4 separate regions of the Homo sapiens genome follow, and regions 1, 3 and 4 are each linked to region 2. The links are chromatin loops, found by intact Hi-C in ENCODE. Cell type or tissue: heart left ventricle. All regions are shown on one strand.

Region 1 (5,000 bases), 110 kb after region 2:
TTGCCCTTCTGTCTTCCCTGCTTTACTCCCATAGCAGGCAGCAAAGGGTGTGCGAGTTAATTGTTAAATTCAGTTCAACAAGTTCCTCATTAGGGACAAATTACCTGAGTTTGAAATCTGCTAATTTTCCAATCAGAGTGAGTGTTTGCACTTATGATTTGGAAATAATTACCATATGGTAAAAGCAAAACCTATTTGGGGATTAAAGTAAAGGTGAGGGAGGACAGGAGCTTATTTTGGCAACTTCCCTGGAAACCCACGTTAGCATTTGCAGATTAGTGGAGGTGCCTCTGCAGTTGGGGTGGGAAAGCTCACCTGTAGCACTGTTTTGCAAAGGCTGTTTACTTCATGTGCTAATACCCCTGAAAGGTGACTGTGGCCTTTGAAGGGAGAGCAGTGTGGCTTTTGTAGGCCAGAATTACATCTGGGAAAGAGAAAAGCCTTTTGAATGTAGCTATTTCATCTAAAAATATATCTATACTTTTATTTAAATCTGTCCTCAGTCTGAAGCTTCTGCATGAGTTGGAAATAAAAACATTTCTTTGAGGTAGAAGGGGTGAGTCTAATTGTCCTTTGGGTGATCTCACAATGAATGTAGCAGGGAAAGTTCAACTGAGAGAATTTAAAGAATTATAGGAGAGTAATTGCTGCAGAATACCACTGTGATCCAGAGTGTAGAGATCTAGGTCATTCACCTTCAATAATTTGTCCCAGTCCCAATTACTACATCACTAGTTCTAAAGCTTTAGAAACCCCTTGGTAAAGATTAGTCAAGGTTTCAGGTAATTTACAAGCCAATGCAGAAAAACTTCTGAGATGTTGCTTTTGAAATTTGGAGCCAGGAAAAGCTTTGTCTCTCCTGAGAAGGCATCCTTCCTCCTTTCTGATAACTGTAGTTGTGCAAGTTCTGAGGTTTCTCTTTGTGCCTCAGCTGCCGGGAAACTCAAAACCAAATTTGTAGCTCAAATCGCTGCGTTTACATTTATGGTTGGCACTTCAGCATTCCTCACTTCTTATTTTTTATTTCTACTTTACTAGTTCTTTTTATTTGTCTTTTGTCTTGGGAAACTGGAAACAGCCCCCTCCATGTGTCAACACATCCATCAATAAATAGTAGCTTCTATTCATTTATATATGCTGCCTCTAATCCTTTTAATAACCTAGTCATAATGTCCATTAGGTATGATTATCCTTACTTGCAAGTGAAGAAACAGGCTCAGATAGTCCTTGCCTGAGGCAATAAAGCTATTAAGTGGCACAATTTTTCAGCTCCCTTTCTGTCTGCTTCTGAAGTCTATGCCTTGTGCCTGGGTACATGTAACTGATGCATTGATGAGTCTCAACTCAGTGGTGGACTATACAGGTGAAACCATTTTATTTTTCCCAACCACTGCTTTCAACCATGCAGCACCAAGTCCCTTTTCCCATCCTTTAATGACACCTTGGGTGGACCTCATGACTTGCTGGGCTCTCTTGTTTGGTAAAGCTGACAGTCCCAATTACAATTTCAATATCGTATTCTCTGGTCTGGTGGGTGGGGGAGGACGAGAGAAGGGAGAGAGAAATCTTCCTGCGAAAATGGTCCTTTTGCAGGTGTGATGCTCTGATTTGCTGAGTGAGGTGAAGGGTCTCTGAGCACGGGGCTGGTTCTTTTTTCTGCGGCGACGGTGTTGAACTTCACTTGGATTCTGACTCCTCTGGGGCCTCTTGAAGAGCGGCTCTCTTAGTAAGCCCTGCTGTGCTCCTTCCTGTGGAGCCTTTCCAAATTCAGAAGCTGTGGGCTCACGGGATCAAGGTGGAAGTGATGCTCCCATTTGCTTTCCGGGCACACCGCCCCTCAGTACCTTTTGAACCGCTCACGTTCAGATGTCTCTAGACCACAAGGGGGCACCAGACTCCAGGTTCACATACAACACATCCCTCAAAGAATATGCGTCAAGCTCGCCCACAGTTTCCAAGGCTCCAGGGTGGTCCAGTGTGGGCCTGCGGGTCTGTGCAGCTCCACACGAGCCCAGGCAGTAAAACTGGATGCCAACTTTGCCTTCATGCAGACCTCCGACTCTCCAGGAGCGACCCTCTTAGAGGTCTCCCTTCTACATACAACTCTTGGCTTGGGAGAGCAGGGGAGTCCCAGCACTCCTTTCCTCACCCCTTCCTACTCTGTCCCAAGAAAAGAAAAGCTCCCCCCTCCACCCCAGGAACACTCAACTTCTCTCCCTCCCCTTCCCATCCTCCCGTAGCTACAGAGGCTGGAAAAGAGTGGTTGAAGGGAACGGTCAGAGTCCAAATAGGGCCAGTTCTGCCATCTCTTAGTACTCTCTGAGAACGTGTCTGCTGGCTGGTTGCAGCCCCTCGTTAGGATGTGGGAGCACCTGATGCTTTTTGTTTCCACCTTTGGCAACTCTGGGACAACAGGAAAAGTCCTATCATGCGTGAGCGCCACACACACACGCGCGCGCGCGCGCACACACACACACGCACGCACATACACAAGCACACACACGCACGTGCACACAAGCACGCACACACGCACGCGCGAACACACGCACGAGCACACACACACACAGTGCTTCCCAGCCTTCTCCCATCCTTGCCTATTTAAGATCTCTGGCTTTGCCCTCCCAATTTCCAATGGGAAAGAGCAGAAGGAAAAGCGATGAGGCCTATGGCTGGTGAGACAGGTTTTGGAAGGACTGTTTTGGGTGAGTCTGATAAACTCTAACGAGTTTATTGTAAGACTTGAGAAAGTCAGTGTGAAGCGGGAGGCAGCTTGAGAAACTTTAGCTCTCTACGCCTGTCTTCGCTATGGAGCGCATTCTTTGATATGGAAAAGTGATGCTTCTAAGAACTGTGTAAAGTGTTATGCAAATAGAGCTTCAAAACAAATCCCCTAATGCCCTGCCTTCTTCTAAGCAGGATTACTCTTGGGCTCTAAGCGGCTCCTCTACAGAAATGTTAAACTTCCACTGGAAGTAAGAAGGGGAAGGGGAACGGGGTGATTTTTAACAAGTGATATTTGGAGCTATGCATCTTTTTCATACTCCCTGAGAAGCCAGTTATTTTGAAATGATTGTTTGGCAGTGTTTGGAGAGTGGGAGGTTTGAAGTTGAGATTATGGAGGCTCTTATGGTTATTGATAATGATGAGTTCTACTGTAAAACCATGGTAGTGTGGTTGCCTGTGGTTGATGTCTTAACAGGATCTTTGCAGGAGAGGAGGTCAAGGAGTTGAAGGCCCAGGCTACTGGAAGGATTATCTATGTGGATACCAAAATCATCAAGAATTCATACTGCTGGCATAGTGTTGAAGAGGATGATAATGAGTCAGGCCCTAGAATCTTCAAGGTATGGTGGGGAAGAAGAGGGGTTTGGTTTTAGAGGTCAATTACATCAAGATGACCCTTAATATTGATTGTAGGGAAACTGCTTCAATGTCTTGTGTGTGTGTGTGTGTGTGTGTGTGTGTGTGTGTGTGTGTGACAGAGTCTTTCTCTCTCACCCAGGCTGGAGTGCAGTGGTGCCATCTCGGCTCACTGCAACTTCCGCCTCCTGGGTTCCAGCGATTCTCCTGCCTCAGCCTTCCGAGTAGCTGGGATTACAGGCGCCTGCCACCATGCCTGGCTGATTTTTTGTATTTTTAGTAGAGACGGGGTTTTGCCATGTTGGCCAGGCTGGTCTGGAACTCCTGACCTCATGTGATCTGCCCGCCTTGGCCTCGCAAAGTGCTGGGATTACAGGTGTGACCCACCGTGCCCGGCCTTCAATGTCATTTTTTAAGTATTGAGAGCATGCTTACATGCAAGGCCTTTTGCTAGGTAATGGTGGGGAAGAGTAGGGCACATTCTCTGTCTTCAGTGGGATTAAAGTCTACTCAGAGAGAGAAGGGAAATAAATGATTTTACATCAAGGAGACGATGACAAATATCATTAAAAATAAATCTTACTGGATGGAATTGGGGAAGGCCTCACAAAGGAGGTGACCCTCAGGTGACCTTGGCTTGGATTTTGTTAGGTTTAGATGGGGGCGGGAAGAAGGTGTTCTAAGTAGAGGAATCACACGAGCAAAGGAACAGTGGAGGATGATCAGCGCAGAAGAGGCGCTATCTATAGCATGGTGTACGTGCAGAGCGGAAGTGAAGGAAAGGGCTAAGACAGGCTGGCTCCGTAGCATGGATCTTCTTGGTAATTTAAATGAGACAGATTCTACTGTTTGAATTAGGAAGCCAGGTGGGGCATGGTGGCTCACACCTGTAATCCCATCACTTTGGGAGGCTGAGGTAGGCGGATTGCTTGAGCTCAGGAGTTTGAGACCAGCCTGGGCAACATGATGAAACTCCGTCTCTCTCAAAAAAAAAAAAAAAAAAAAAAAAAATTAGCTAGGCGTGGTGGTGCGTGCCTGTAGTCCGAGCTACTCGGGAGGCTGAGGTGGGAGAATTGCTTGCCCAAGGAGGCTGCAGTGAGCCATGATTGCACCACTGCACTCAAGCCTGGGTGACAGAGTGAGACCCTGAGACCCTGTTGCAAAAAAAAAGAAAAAAGAAAAAGAATAAGAATAAGGAAGCCAACAGAATCACAGGATTGAAAATGCCTAAAGGGAGAAAAAGAAATTCTAAAGCTCTTCTTCCACTTAACAAAGGCTTCTAACCGAAATATTTGTTACCTTGTGGAAAACAGAATTGACAATTTCCGTATTATTATTACCAGGGCAACACATTATTTAATAAGATGACCAACCAGAGTTGCAGACTTTTAGGTGTTATAGGTGCCATTTCACAGGACATAGCAACACACTCTGATATCCAGGTAACTTAAGAGATACATTTCTTTAGAAATAACACTTCCAAGGACAGTTTTATAGTAACAAAACAGACTAGGATTATGGTCTTTCATCCAAGCCTCCACGCTGGCAAGGAGAGTGGGATAGATACTTGCATGAATGTTCCCCATTAGAATTTTATGACATGGGACTGGCTCTGTGTCACATAATAGTGTCTGCTTCTC
Region 2 (5,000 bases):
GGCATTACCTAGTTTTTTGAGACACCCCTTTGGAGCCCAGAGCTTCCATACAAGTAGTTAAACCTGACGTCACTATGCTATGACAAAGCCCAAACAAGCTCATACAGAGAGATCATGGGAAGAGCCCTTGAGGCTACATGAGAAGAAAAAGATTTCCAGCCAGCCCCCCGCTGCTGCAATCCCCCACTGGTCCAGCTCTAACTACCATTTGACTACAACTGCATGAATCACACTAAGCCAGACCCTCCCAGCTAATACAGTCCTCAATACTTGAATGTTGCTTTAAGCCAGTAATTCTCAACTGGGGGAGATTTTGCACCGCGCTGCACCCCGCCCCGGGATGTGTGGCAATGCCTGGAGATATTGTCATAACTTGGAGGTGGGTGCATGGTGGTACTTGCTTCCAGTGGGTGGAGACCAGGGGTGCTGCTAAACATCCTGCAGGGACACAGGACAGCCTCCAGGACAAAGAATTATCTGGTCCCAAATGCCAACTGTGCTGAGATCGAGAAACCCTACTTAAACTACATAATCCACTAAGTTTTAGGTTGATTTGTAATGTAGCAAAAGTACTAGAACAATCATGCAGGCAGAGAGGGAGTTTATTTTTATTTATTTTTGAGACAGAGTTTTGCTCTTGTCACCCAGGCTGGAGTGCAGTGGCACGATCTCGGCTCACTGCAACCTCCGCCTCCTGGGTTCAAGCGATTCTCCCGCCTCAGCCTCCCAAGTAGCTGAGATTACAGGCACCTGTTACCACACCCGGCTAATTTTTGTATTTTTAGTAGAGACAGGGTTTCACCATGCTGGCCAGGCTGGTCTCAAATTCCTGACCTCAGATGATCCGCCCACCTTGGCCTCCCAAAGTGCTGGGATTATAGGCATGAGCCACTGCGCCTGGCCCAAGAGGGAGTTTATTAAAGAAGATTAGTTCACGGGCTAGGCGCGGTGGCTCACACCTGTAAGCCCAGCACTTTGGGAGGCTGAGGTGGGCAGATCACCTGAGGTCAGGAGTTTGAGACCAGCCTGGCCAACATGGTGGAACCCCATCTGTACTAAAAATACAAAAAATTAGCCAGACGTGGTTGCGGGTGCCTGTAGTCCCAGCTACTCGGGAGGCTGAGGCAGGAGAATCGCTTGGACCCAGGAGGCGGAGGTTGCAGTGAGCCGAGTTCGTGCCACTGAGTTCCAGCCTGGGCAACAGAATGAGAATCTGTCTCAAACAAACAAACAAAGAAAATTAGTTCACAGATCTCTGAGAGGGCCGGAGTGTTGGACTTAAATGTTACTCAGCCTGGAGTACTGCTCAAACCGCATCACTGGCTGTCCAGTGAAGACCACTGGATGTGGACCCACAGCTTGCACCTGTGATACTGAGAACTGGATTCCAGAACCTCTGGATTCTGGATGCCGTTGCCACCCTCACCAGAAAGTAGGTTCCATGTGTTTCCTGCTTCTTCACATTGCTCACTTTGTAATCAGTCCGATTTTGAGATGGCTGATGGATGAGCCCTGGGTCGTGTGTGAACTGTCTGCAAAGGAAGCCGAGAAAGCAAGTTTTCTGGCTTCTACCAAGGAGGCAGGACTAACAAAGCTTCCAAAGATGCTGGGAAGCCAGGAACCTTGGCAAGATTCCTTGGCACTATGTTGTGATAAGGTTGTTGCAAACACCTTTGGGTTATTTCTAGTTTTTTTTTTTAACTTATTTAAAATAATGCTGTCTGTTATTATACATTTTGGGCTAGAGATTTTACTTTAGGGATTATAATCCCAAAGAAACAACTACCCAGCTATAGTAACATGGTACTTATTACCTTATTGATAGTAACTACTGAAAACCAGAAAGAGCTCAAGCATATAAAACCGTGGAACAACAGACTAATTTGTGATCTAACAAACGTCTAAGATTTCCACAGATGGTATGAATTCCAAATATCAGGTCACATTGTCTTCACCTGTTTATGCTTGGCCAGACCATGCATCCAGTTTACTTTGAAATGTGTGGTCACTGTGACTACGTAATTTTATCCTGATGGAATATTATAACAAAAATACTAACTCTATGTTTTACTAGGTGAATACATGGAAAGCAGGTACAAAATGTTTTATGAAAGAAACAGAAGAGTCTAAATACACTCATTGTGACCATGGAAAATTAGTGTTTGCATAATGCAAAGGGTTTGCTTTTGGTTTGTAAAGTTATTTAATATTGAAAAAGGAAATTCCCTTTTGTTTTTCCTAATGTTTGTATTAACCTCAGAGCTTCTGAAGAGCTTGCCCAATAGGTGGCAGTACTGGATAAGAACAGACAGAAACTGCTGCAGGCTGCCTTCAAGCGCTGTTTCTCAAACTTTGGTGTACATACCAATGATCATGTTAAAACACAGCTTGTTGGGCCTCACTGCACTCGGAGTTTCTGAGTTACTAGATGTCTTAGTCTCGTAGTGCTGCTATAACCAAATACCTGAGACTCAGTTATTTATAACAAAATACCTGAGGCTGAGTTATTTATAAAGAACAGAAATGTTGCCTCACAGTTCTGGAGGCTGGGAAGTCCAAGATCAAGGAAGTCCAAGATCACCGACAGGTTTAGTGTCCGGTGAGGGCCTGCTCCATGGATGGTGTCTTCTCCTAGCATCACCCTCACATAGTAGAGGGCAGAGGGGCAAAAAAAGCCTAAGCCGTTCCCTGCAGCCCTTTTATATGGCACGGATCCATTCATGACAGCAGAGCCCTCGTGGCTTAACGCCTCTGAAAGGCCCCATCTCTTAATACCACCACCATGGGGATACCCTTTCCACATGAATTTTGGAGGGGATGCCTTCAAACCATAGCAGCAGGTTTGGGGTGGGGCCCGATAATGTGCGTTTCTAACAATTTCCCAGGTGAAACTGATGCTGCTGGTTGGGGATCACACTTGAGAACCACAGTCTTCTCGCACTGGGAGCTTGTTAAAGTGCAGAAGATCATCCTTCTCTCCTTCCTTATAGCATCCCCCTGCCACCCACTCCATTGCCATGTGTTAATGGAAGAGCTGGGCCACTTTTCCCTTGAAATACTTTCATTTTCCCGTTGAAATACTTTATTCCTTGGCTCCCACAATATCCCACTCACCTCTTTTGCCTTCTCTCTTTCATTTTTTTTTACTATTTTTAAAGAGATGGGGTCTGGCTATGTTGCCCAGGCTGGAGTATAATGGCTATTCACAGGCATAATCATCACAGCACACCCTGTGTTAATGGGGAAGCTGGGGCAGCCACTTGGAGGTGGGGGGCCCTGCAAACAAATGTTTCTTCCTGGCCTACTTGACCTTCTACATCCCATCTTCCATTTGAAGGGAGTAAACAGGCACAATGGAGGGAATGCCCTTTATCTATCGCTTCCTGGAGGCACTGACAGACCTCACAGTGGGGTCTAACTTGGGCCCCCATTACTGGTATCTCTGGCCCCCTACCTGGTATGCCCTTTGTCCACTTTGGGGTACTTCCTGTCTTGCTGCGGGCATCCTGGCGTCCTTGGCACTCCTCTCTTCCCTCCCTTCTGCCAACACTGATCTTACAATGTACTTCGGACTTTGCTTTAACTCCCTCCTGGGCTTGGTATGTCTTGTGCTCTAACTACTGAAGAGCTTGCTTTCGATGCATAGAAATCCAAGCAAAATTTAGCACTGGATATTTTAACTCTCTCCTCAAACTTTCAACCTCTCCTCCTCTATTTTCACTCTCTCAGCTGAGCTTGACTTTGCTTCCTACTTCACTGAGGAAATGGAAATTATTAGAAGAGCATGTGCACAAGTTCCCAGCACAGCAGCTTCCCTTCCCCCTGCATCTGAACCCGTGATACTCCACTTCCTCTCCAATAAGACGAATGACTTATGTTCCTAGCCAACCGCAGCCTCTCCACTGAGTGCTAGATTCTATCCCCTCTCAAGAACAGGCTGTGGCAATTCTTTCCTCTCTACCACATCACCAGTTTTCTCCTATTTACCGCATCACTCCCATCAGCACACGTGCTACTATTTCTTTGATATTAATTAATAAGAGTTGCTTCTGGGCCAGGCCCTGTGGCTGATGCCTGTAATCCCAGTGACTCAGGAGACTGAGATAAGAAGATTGCTTGAGGCCAGGAGCTGGAGACCACCAGCCTGAGCAACACAGTGACACCCTGTCTCTAGAAAAAAAATAAAAATGTACCTGGGTATAGTGGTGTGTGAGCCTGTAGTCCTAGCTGCTCGGGAGGCTGAGGTGGGAGGATTGCCTGAGCCCAGGAGTTCAAGGCTGCAGTGAGCTATGATTGTGCCACTGCACTCCAGCCCGTATGTGCTCTGCTCAATACTCCAGCCTTTAAAAAAAAAAAAAAAAAAAAAAAAGCCCAGGCACGGTGGCTCACGCCTGTAATCCCAGCACTTTGGGGGGCCAAGGCGGGTGGATCACGAGGTCACGAGTTTGAGACCAGCCTGACCAACATGGCGAAACCCCATCTCTACTAACAATACAGAAATTAGCCGGGTGTGGTGGCAGGCGCCTGTAATCTCAGCTACTCAGGAGGCTGAGGTGGGAGAATAGCTTGAACCCAGGAGGCGGAGGTTGCAGTGAGCCGAGATTGTGCCATTGCACTCCAGCCTGGGTGAGAGAGAGAGAGAAACTCCATCTCAAAAAAAAAAAAAAAAAAAAAAAAGTTGCTTCTGTTTATTGTCTCTAATTTCTCTGCTTCTATTCTCCCATGAACCTACCCAATCAGACCTCATCTCTCTACCAAACTGCAACTGCCCTAGTCACAAAAGCTCTCCAACATTTGCAAAGTCCAATGGTCACTTCTCAGTCCTTAGTGGCAGCATTTGACATGTTGATCACTTTCCCCTTGAAATACTTTACTCCTTGGCTCCCACAATACCCTACTCACTTCTTTTGCCTTCTTTTATTATTTTAAAGAGACAGGGTCTCGCTATGTTGCCCAGGCTGGAGTACAATGGCTATTCACAGGCTCAAGCATCACAGCAC
Region 3 (5,000 bases), 100 kb after region 2:
CCAGGAGGCTAGAGATGCAGGAGCCCCAGAACCTGCGGTGCAGCGAGTGCACATGCGCATAGACGGGGCCCAGGAGCTGACCCTGGCCCTCCCGTTCGCTTCCGGTGTAGCATGCAGAGACGTGAAGCCCGGGCCACGACGACGACCCCTCAGGTACCGATGTTTTCAGAAACCCTCAAACAGATTGGGTAGCGCTTCCCTGGGGGCAGGTTTCTGGGCAGGTGCCCAGACGCGCCTAGAAGCTGACCCCGGCCCTCCCGCTCACTTCCGTTCCAGGCCGCAGAGACGCGAAGTCCGGCCACGACGACGACCCCTCAGGTACCCATGTTTTCAGAAACCCTCAAACAGATTGGGTAGCGCTTCCCTGGGGGCGGGTTTCTGGGCAGATGCCCACGTTGAACTCAGTGTGGACTTGTGGCATCTTGCGGGCCTGTAGATTAATATGACAGCCGTGATTCCACCCTGCTTCACCAACGCACATGCGTTTTCTCTCCTCTTAGGGGCCCTGTTTTCTGTTACAATGGATCGAGATTTAGAACAGGCTCTGGATCGCGCAGAGAATATCATTGAAATTGCCCAACAGAGACCTCCTAGAAGGAGATACTCACCTAGGGCGGGAAAAACTCTGCAGGAAAAACTTTATGACATTTATGTTGAAGAATGTGGAAAAGAGCCTGAGGATCCTCAGGAATTGAGAAGCAATGTAAACTTGTTAGAAAAGCTTGTTAGGAGAGAGTCCTTGCCATGTTTACTGGTCAATCTATACCCAGGCAATCAGGGGTATTCTGTGATGCTCCAGAGAGAAGATGGGTCCTTTGCAGAGACCATTCGGCTGCCTTATGAAGAAAGGGCATTGCTGGACTACTTGGATGCAGAAGAATTACCCCCTGCTTTGGGTGATGTCCTGGATAAAGCTTCGGTTAACATTTTTCATAGTGGGTGTGTCATAGTAGAAGTTCGTGACTACAGGCAGTCCAGTAATATGCAACCTCCTGGTTACCAAAGCAGGCATATTCTTCTACGTCCAACGATGCAGACTTTAGCCCATGATGTGAAGATGATGACAAGAGATGGCCAGAAATGGAGCCAGGAAGACAAGCTTCAGCTTGAGAGCCAGCTGATCTTAGCGACAGCTGAACCACTGTGTCTTGATCCTTCTGTAGCAGTTGCCTGCACTGCAAACAGGCTGCTGTACAACAAGCAAAAGATGAATACCGACCCGATGAAACGGTGCCTCCAGAGGTATTCGTGGCCCTCTGTAAAGCCACAGCAGGAGCAGTCTGACTGTCCACCTCCTCCTGAGCTGAGAGTGTCGACTTCTGGCCAAAAAGAAGAAAGAAAAGTAGGTCAGCCTTGTGAGCTGAACATTGCTAAAGCAGGAAGTTGTGTAGACACGTGGAAAGGCAGACCCTGTGATTTGGCCGTGCCTTCAGAAGTGGATGTGGAGAAACTTGCTAAAGGGTATCAGTCCGTCACAGCTGCTGACCCACAGCTCCCAGTCTGGCCAGCCCAGGAGGTAGAAGACCCTTTTGGATTTGCGTTGGAAGCTGGCTGTCAGGCCTGGGACACCAAGCCAAGCATCATGCAGTCGTTTAATGATCCGCTTCTCTGTGGTAAAATACGGCCACGTAAAAAAGCCAGGCAGAAGAGCCAGAAGTCTCCCTGGCAGCCCTTCCCAGATGACCATTCAGCTTGTCTCAGGCCTGGGTCAGAGACTGATGCTGGGAGGGCAGTGAGTCAGGCCCAGGAATCGGTGCAGAGCAAAGTCAAAGGTCCAGGCAAGATGTCACACAGCTCCAGTGGCCCAGCCAGTGTCAGTCAGCTCTCTTCATGGAAAACACCAGAACAGCCTGATCCTGTGTGGGTCCAGTCTTCAGTATCGGGGAAGGGAGAGAAACATCCACCTCCCCGCACCCAACTTCCCTCAAGCTCAGGAAAGATTTCCTCAGGTAACAGTTTTCCCCCACAACAGGCAGGCAGCCCTCTTAAGCGTCCATTTTCTGCTGCTGCTGCTATTGCTGCTGCTGCTGCTGCTGCTGCTGCTGCTGCTGCTGCTGCTGCTGCTGCTGCTCCTGCTCCTGCTCTAGCTGCTGCTGCTGCTCCTGCTCTAGCTGCTGCTGCTGCTCCTGCTCTAGCTGCTGCTGCTGCTCCTGCTCCTGCTCCTGCCGCTGCTCCTGCTGTAGCTGCTGCTCCTGCTGCTGCTGCTTCTGCGGCACCAAGTCATTCTCAGAAGCCCTCTGTGCCTCTCATTCAAGCTAGCAGGCCCTGTCCAGCTGCCCAGCCCCCCACCAAATTCATAAAAATAGCGCCAGCCATTCAGTTGAGGACAGGCTCCACTGGCCTAAAGGCCATCAATGTGGAGGGCCCAGTCCAGGGAGCCCAGGCTTTGGGGAGCAGTTTCAAGCCTGTGCAGGCCCCTGGCTCGGGTGCCCCCGCTCCTGCAGGAATCAGTGGCAGTGACCTTCAGTCCTCAGGAGGTCCACTACCAGATGCAAGGCCCGGTGCAGTGCAGGCATCTTCTCCAGCACCCCTTCAGTTTTTCCTAAATACTCCGGAAGGTCTCAGGCCTCTGACACTCCTCCAGGTTCCGCAGGGCTCGGCGGTTCTGACCGGCCCGCAGCAGCAGTCCCATCAGCTGGTTTCCCTGCAGCAGCTCCAGCAGCCCACAGCTGCTCATCCTCCTCAGCCAGGGCCACAGGGTTCCGCACTAGGTTTGAGCACGCAAGGGCAGGCCTTCCCTGCTCAGCAACTTCTTAAGGTGAACCCCACTAGAGCCAGAAGTGGTCTGCAGCCCCAGCCCCAGCCTGCTGTGTTGAGTCTGCTTGGCTCTGCCCAGGTTCCTCAGCAGGGTGTCCAGCTCCCCTCTGTCTTGAGGCAGCAGCAGCCACAGCCACAGCCGCCGAAGCTGCAACTGCAACCGCAGTGGCAGCCAAAGCCACGGCAGGAGCAGCCACAGTCGCAGCAGCAGCAGCCGCAGCATATCCAGCTCCAGACTCAGCAGTTGAGAGTCTTGCAGCAGCCGCAGCATATCCAGCTCCAGACTCAGCAGTTGAGAGTCCTGCAGCAGCCAGTGTTTTTGGCAACAGGCGCTGTTCAGATAGTGCAGCCACATCCAGGTGTGCAAGTAGGGAGCCAGTTGGTAGATCAGAGGAAGGAAGGCAAGCCAACCCCTCCAGCGCCCTGAGGCTTGTGGTAGTTTGTCTCTCTTTTAAAAGCACAGGAGCATTGACTCAAATGATTTCCCAGTTTTTACTTGAGTTTTGTTTTTTTTTTCATGTTTCGGTATTTTACATTTTAAAGTACACAGTTTACACAGAAGCACAATCCACTGATTTTTCTTTAGAAACGGAAGTGATTTCCTAAAGGAGCGTTGTTTTGCTTAAGTTACTCTTTTTGTTGTCATTGCTGCTGTCGATATAATTATTTTTAATATAGTGTTTTAAAGTGTCCAAATCCCAACCAGTTTGAGTCTAAACTCGTGAAACGTATAATTTCTCTAAAGCCGTAAAATGGCAATACCAACAATATTAAGTTAATATTTTAACAAGATTTTAATTTTAAGTTAATATTTTAACAAGAAGAGTGGGATTAAATTTATTTTAATGGTGGTAAAAACATATAATCTAAAATGGACCACCTTCACTATTTTAAGTGCCCAGTGCAATAGTATTAAGTCCATCCCCACGGTTGTGCCGCAGATCTCGAGACCATCTTGCAACACTGAAACTCATGCCCATTGAACAGCAGCTCCCCATTCTCCCTTGCCCAGTCCCTGGCAGCCATTGTTCTACTTTCTTTCTCTATGAGTTGACTACCCTGGCCACTTCATGGAAGTGGAATCATATGGCATTTGTCATTTGATGAGTGTCTTATCTCACTTGGCATAATGTCCTCATGATCTATCCCTGCTGTCTCATGTGACATAAAGGTCATTGCTTTTTAAAAATGGTTTCCCTGTACATAATATATATGAAAGTGACTTATGAATTCTGAGAAACCTCTTTCAGAAGAATTCTGAAAGAGTGTAATCGTATTTAGATTAATAGGTTTATGTACAATATATGGAATGGAATTATTACACATTCATTTTGAAAAATGAAATGAAAAAGTACAATACAGTGATCCTTGTCACACTGCGATTGAATACATGGAAGACCTCTAAAGCTGTGGAATGGAATTAGTGGCAGATTTGCTTGTGACAGTCCCCTGCCCTTTCAAAGGCCCTGTCTGCACCTAGTGCTCCACAGAGCAAGGCTTTCTCACTGGCTTTGAAAAGGCTCTTTTTGGATGTTTTGTGTGCTCTCTTTATAAAATCATTTACATTTTTTGTAGGTTGTTTGCAAGAAACATTTAGTGAAACATTTGAAAATCCATTTTATTGGTTTGCTTTTCAAATATCTGTAGCCTTGTTTCTTAAGTAGAACCCCCGTCTTTTTCTTTGTCTTTTTCTCTTTGTTGATGCATCATCATCAGTTGTTCATCTGTTTCTGCTCCCTCATTTTTTCCCTTGTTCCAGTGAGACTCAAAGAACCATGAACTTTTGTGCCCCTTTGTCTTCCCTTTCTTTTTTCTTTTTTAACAACTAAGGGGTAATCACAGAACAACCAACCATTGTAAAGTACAATTGTAAAGTGGCATTTAGTACATTCATGATGTTGTACAACTACCCCTTCTGTTTCCAAAACATTTTCATCACCCACCAAGCAATCTCTGTACCCATTAAGCACTAGCGTGACATCTTCACACTCCCAGCCTCTGGCAACCACCAATTTGCTTTCTGTTTCTATGGATTTACCTAAATATCTCCTGTAAATGTAGTCATACAGTATGTGATCTTTTGTGTCTGGCCTCTTTCACTCGGCATAATGTTTTTGAAGTTCATCTATGTTGTAAAATGTATTGCTAATTCATTCCTATCTGTGGTTCAATAACATTCCATTGTTTGTATGTAGCAGATTTTGTACATTCATCCGATGATAGACAGTTGGTTTTTGTCTGCC
Region 4 (5,000 bases), 240 kb after region 2:
GGTTCATGCCATTCTCCTGTCTCAACCTCCCAAGTAGCTGGGACTACAGGCGCCCGCCACCATGCCCTGCTAATTTTTGTATTTTTAGTAAAGACGGGGTTTCACTGTGTTAGCCAGGTTGGTCTCGATCTCCTGACCTTGTGATCCGCCTGCCTCGGCCTCTCAAAGTGCTGGGATTACAGGTGTGAGCCACCGCACCTGGCCCAGAATAATCTTTGGCTCCCTGCTATTTATGACTTTCTCCAACTGTCCCCTTTGGAAAGGACGGGATGCCTACCTAGCTTGCTTGCATGTGGCAGGGCGGAGGGCATCACTGGGGCTGGCTGGCTTTGACCTCTTGGCGTTTTGACCCAATGATTTTAACAATATCTAATCCATAGCCTTATATGCCCAGAGACTTTTATTTATTTATTTTATTTATTTTTTTGAGATGGAGTCTTGCTCAGTCGCCCAGGCTGGAATGCAGTGGCACAACCTCGGCTCACTGCAACTTCTGCCTCCTGGGTTCAAGCGATTCTCCTGCCTCAGCCTCCCGAGTAGCTAGGACTACAGGCATGTGCCACCACGCCCAGCTAATTTTTTGTATTTTTAGTAGAGACGGGGTTTCGCCATGTTGGCCAGGCTGGTCTTGAACTCCTGGCCTCAAGTAATCCACTCGCCTCAGCCTCCCGAAGTGCTGGGATTACAGGCGTGAGCTAACACGCCCAGCCCCCAGAGACTTTTAAAAAGTATGTCCATCAATGAACATTCATTAGTATCAAATGCATTGTCCAAAGTTCACATGAAGCTGATGAATCAAGTGGCATTCTCATTGGAGTATTTATATGTGTAACAGTCATTTTTAGTTACTAGAGTGTCCTCATCCTCTATCCAAAGGTGTAGATAATAGGATTAGTGGCAATTAAAGCTTAGAAATAATTAGAATAAAGGGATAATTCTTTCAGGACATGTTAAAACCCCAAATAGAGATCACATATCTCTAATTGGAATATCTGAATCCCCACCAGATCCAACAGATCCTGGCTGGATATAGCTGCTGCACTAATGGGCCTCTCTGGATCTCATTTTTCTGTGTTCTCCAGATTTTAATGTTGGACAGACTGTTTCTTATACTGGCCCTGATTGAGATATGGAGCTATTCTTAATCCAGAAGCTGTTTCTGAGGGTTTAATTGGCCTTCTTTCTCCCCCATTAAGTACTGATGAAATTAATTTAACTCAGAAGGACCCTTCTTCACTTCTAGTTTCTAAGTTCTTGGCAGGCACTTCAGTGTCACACATGTGTTTCTTAAAATGTATAAGTACATTTTTGGTAATCAAACTGTAGACTTGGTATATAAGTTAGGATATGTCTGTTTGTAAGTAGAAAAAATGCAACCGAACCTGGCTCATGTCACTAGAAGGTCCAGCCGTAGGGTGAGCTTTTGGTGTTGGTTTGATTCAGAGATTCATGAAGCTATCGAGGCCCTGCTTTCGATGGTGCTGGCTTCATTTTCAGACTGGATTCCCCCCTGGTGGCAGAATAGCTGCAGCAGTTCCAGGCTTCCAATCCACACAGCACTGCACAAAAGCAGAGCAGGTTGATTTCTCTGCCAAAGTCCTCTAGCGAGTCTTTTCTGTCATTTTACTGGCCTGAATTGAGACAGTATGTCCATTCCTGAGCCATTCCCTGTGTTCAGGGGAATGCACACAGTGATAGGCTTAGACCTAAACTATTGGGCTAATGAATAATTAGTGACAAGAGAAATAGAATTGCCCAGAGAAAAATGGGACCACCCAGGATCTTTGGAGGCACTGGCTTCCCTGATGCACTTAAGCCACATGGGGGATGCGGATGGGATGGAGACCTGAGTGAAATTTTGGAGTGTTCTTAGGAAGAGGGAGAGGAGGGGTGGATGCTGGGCAGGCAACTAACATAGTAACTCTTCTTTTTCTTTTTTTTTTTTCCTTTTAGGTATATGCAGAGTTTTCTTGAACTTTTAGAATATGAAAATAAGAGCCCTGAGGATCCACAGGTCTTGGATAAGTAAGTATGGTACCACTTAGCTGAAAGTAAAAATATCTAGGTAAGAAAGATTTTGGTAAATGTAATTCAAGTCATTAAGACTCAAGGAGTATGAATGTGGACAAAAGCGTTCATTTTCTTAATGAGTAGTGACTCAACATTGAGTTTTTTTTTTTTAATTCGAGCTAAGAATGTAACACAATACAAAAGTAATAATGACACTTTCAGTTTTGCTTTTATGATCTAATACTTAATACCTTTACCCAAGGTGAACTGGGCAGTCACTATAAACACTGCAGTAAATGTTCCATCTAGTGGTAGTTTTAAGAATGCAGTGGCCTTTTTATATACATGAATTTATCTACTCAATCCTTTACAATTAAAAAAAAAATTTCAATAGGATATTACATTTGAGCTCAAAAACTGTAGTGGTTTTATTTTGGAGAGGCATAAAAGTATGTTTTTTTATATAGCAACCTGAATTCTATTGCTCCCTTTATGCACAGACTGGCAAATTATCATGCTGATGAGATTCATTTTTATTTATCCCAGGAACACTAACTCTAGCTGTGAGTATGTTTTCCCCTCCAAGAGAAATTAAATATCCCTTTCACATTAATTTCTTCCTGTTTCATGTATATGTAAGTGGATGCATATGGTAGGCCTGTTGTGCTGAGAAATTTCTAAGTATAAACTAGTCCACATAGTTATGAGACTGAACACCTGACTTAATAGATGTTCCATAAGAAGAACTAGGGAAACACCATGTTATACAAGCAACCTTAGGAGGTATTTAACCCAGTCCTCTCAATCCACAGATAAGGAAACTGAGTTCAGAGATGTGAAGTGACTTGCCCAAGATTGTGACCGTTCATAGCAAAGCTGGACCTATAAGCTATGTTTACGTCTGAGCCATGAGTAGCTAGTTCTAGTCTAGTTGTAAACTAAAATTCAAAGGAAAAACAAAAGCCCTCACCTATTTTATACTTTGTTGGGTGTTTGTCTGATGGATCTGTGAAGTGTGGAAGGCAGGGAAGCATTGGGTTAGAGCCCCAGATGTAGCGTTTTCCTTGATATAAGCCACTGCTGTCATTTAAGCGATTATTAAATGAATTCAATCCAGGAGCTTTGTTTTCTCAAAAGTCATTAGCTGGTAACCGTTTGGCAGAAATCCTAAAACCTAGGGCTGACCACTGTAGCTCCAAATTTTAGAACAAATTTGTAGAAGTATAGTTGGTCCTTTGTACTGGCAGTTTCCACATCCTTGGATTCAACCAGCCACAGATTGAAAAGATATTCAGGAAAAAAAAAAGCAATAAAAAATAACAATGCAACAATAAGAAATAATACAAAATTTTAAAATACAGTCTATCAACTGTTTACATAGCATTTACATTGTATCAGGTATTATAACTAGTCTAGAGATGATTTAAAGTATCCGAGAGGATGTGAGTAGGCTGTATGCACTATTTTAGATAAGGGACTTGAGCATCTGAGGATTTGGGTATCTGCGGGGATCCTGGAACCAGTCCCCTGCGGATACTGAGAGACGACTATACACGATGTTAAATTTCTGCTGTGTTTTTCCCGGAGTCCCGTCTCAGTTTCTGGAACAGGTTATCCGATGTGATTTATGGCCACGAGCCTGCTTTGCAAACTGTCAGTGCTGAATCCAGTGTGTGCTTGACGATAGCAATAATAGCTGAGCTCTCACTCCGTGAGTTTTGTAGCTTGCCTAGGTTCATGTGGTTAGTTATGATAGTTGGCATTTGAGAAGGCTGATGTTCTTGGTGAAGGAAGGAGTGAAAGGTGAGCGAGTATCATGGTAGCAGCCTTTTCTGTTTACCAAGAGGTTGTATGGGATCACCAGCAGGGAAATCATTTTAGTAAAGCAAAAGTAGCTTAGAGGACAAGCTTGTTGATCATTTATGATAGAGTTTAGAAGAGCCCGGAAGATTGGAGGAGAATTCTGAGCATTGAGCCATTGAGGTAAGTCTCCCCACTTCAGATAAGTTGAGGCACTTCTCTACTATAATGAATCGTTTCACTTTAGTAATATTTAACTTACAAATACATTGCAACGAGTATTACATAAAGGACAAATTGTCTATTATAAAATTTTTTGTGAATGACGATGGCCTAATTTCAGAGTTTTACATCTTTATTGTCATTGTACGTATGTATTTGTTACAGAAATATTTCGTCAAATATTTCATCAAATATTTCAGAAAAATAAGACTATTGAGATAAGTAAAAAGAAAGTCACCCCAAATTTCTACTACCAGGGGACAACCACTATTACTATTTTCCTTTCTTCCGTGCTTTTCCCTAGGCATGCATATATTTATATGCGTAAAATATTTTTACAAACATAACAAGTGTCAACATTATAGATCTACACCATTATTAATAGTTTCATAATATTCATGTTAATAGTCCATCTTCAGATAGTTCATGCAATTTGATCTTCTATCACTGGATTTTAGACTGGTTTGTAGTTTTCATGCTACTATAAACAATGCTTTAAAGAACAGCTTTTAAATACATCTGTTGGCCGGGCATGGTGGCCGACGCCTGTAATCCCAGCACTTTGGGAGGCCAAGGCGGGCGGATCACCTGAGGCCAGGAGTTCGAGACCAGCCTGGGCAACATGGTGAAACCCTGTCTCTACTAAAAATATGAAAATTAGCCAGGCGTGGTGGTGGGCACCTGTAATCCCAGGTACTTTGGGAGGCTGCAGGAGAATTGCCTAAACGCGGGAGGCAGAGGTTGCAGTGAGTCAAGATTGTGCCACTGCACTCTAGCCTGGGCAACAGAGCAAGACTCTGTCTCATAAATAAATAAACAAACAAACAAACAGCTGTTCACCTTTTCCAGTTATTTTCCTAGGATCAATTCCTCCAAGTGGAATTATTTTCTTTGGGCTTTTGCTGTATGTTGCTGATTGTCCTGAGAAGTGCCTCAGTTAAGCCCCAAACTCTAGCTGATGCTGATAC

Evidence for each region. Hi-C counts contacts between places; a loop is a spot of excess contacts. Peaks named below come from ENCODE experiments on the same cell type or tissue, not always from the same donor. Only the 100,000 strongest peaks of a DNase experiment are listed, where the experiment ranks them.
Region 1: it touches region 2 in a loop (2.1-fold over the local background); 19 of 110 quality-filtered maps call a loop at or near these places.
Region 3: it touches region 2 in a loop (2.6-fold over the local background); 18 of 110 quality-filtered maps call a loop at or near these places.
Region 4: a loop joins it to region 2, with 5 times the contacts of the local background. A loop is called at or near these places in 24 of 110 quality-filtered maps.

Annotation. Positions count from the first base shown.
Region 1 is chrX:24,369,692-24,374,691 of GRCh38, forward strand. No RefSeq gene overlaps it. Among named protein-coding and RNA genes, the nearest start is that of SUPT20HL1, 12 kb to the left of the region's middle. RefSeq lists an enhancer at 1,815-2,590. In heart left ventricle, a CTCF peak has its summit at 1,877 (motif pointing right); no DNase peak of the experiment used is centred here.
Region 2 is chrX:24,257,472-24,262,471 of GRCh38, forward strand. No RefSeq gene overlaps it. Among named protein-coding and RNA genes, the nearest start is that of SUPT20HL2, 54 kb to the right of the region's middle. In heart left ventricle, a CTCF peak has its summit at 2,279 (motif pointing right); no DNase peak of the experiment used is centred here; H3K27ac peaks cover 281 bases.
Region 3 is chrX:24,362,241-24,367,240 of GRCh38, forward strand. SUPT20HL1 (SUPT20H like 1) reads left to right here. Exons shown (of 1, transcript NM_001136234.3): 1 at 1-5,000. The coding sequence starts at 521. The coding sequence ends at 3,184. Among named protein-coding and RNA genes, the nearest start is that of SUPT20HL1, 4.1 kb to the left of the region's middle. RefSeq lists an enhancer at 2,362-3,102. In heart left ventricle, no CTCF peak of the experiment used is centred here; no DNase peak of the experiment used is centred here; H3K4me3 peaks cover 707 bases.
Region 4 is chrX:24,496,876-24,501,875 of GRCh38, forward strand. PDK3 (pyruvate dehydrogenase kinase 3) reads left to right here. Exons shown (of 11, transcript NM_005391.5): 3 at 1,954-2,025. Among named protein-coding and RNA genes, the nearest start is that of PDK3, 34 kb to the left of the region's middle. In heart left ventricle, CTCF peaks have their summits at 1,520 (motif pointing left) and 2,319 (motif pointing left); no DNase peak of the experiment used is centred here.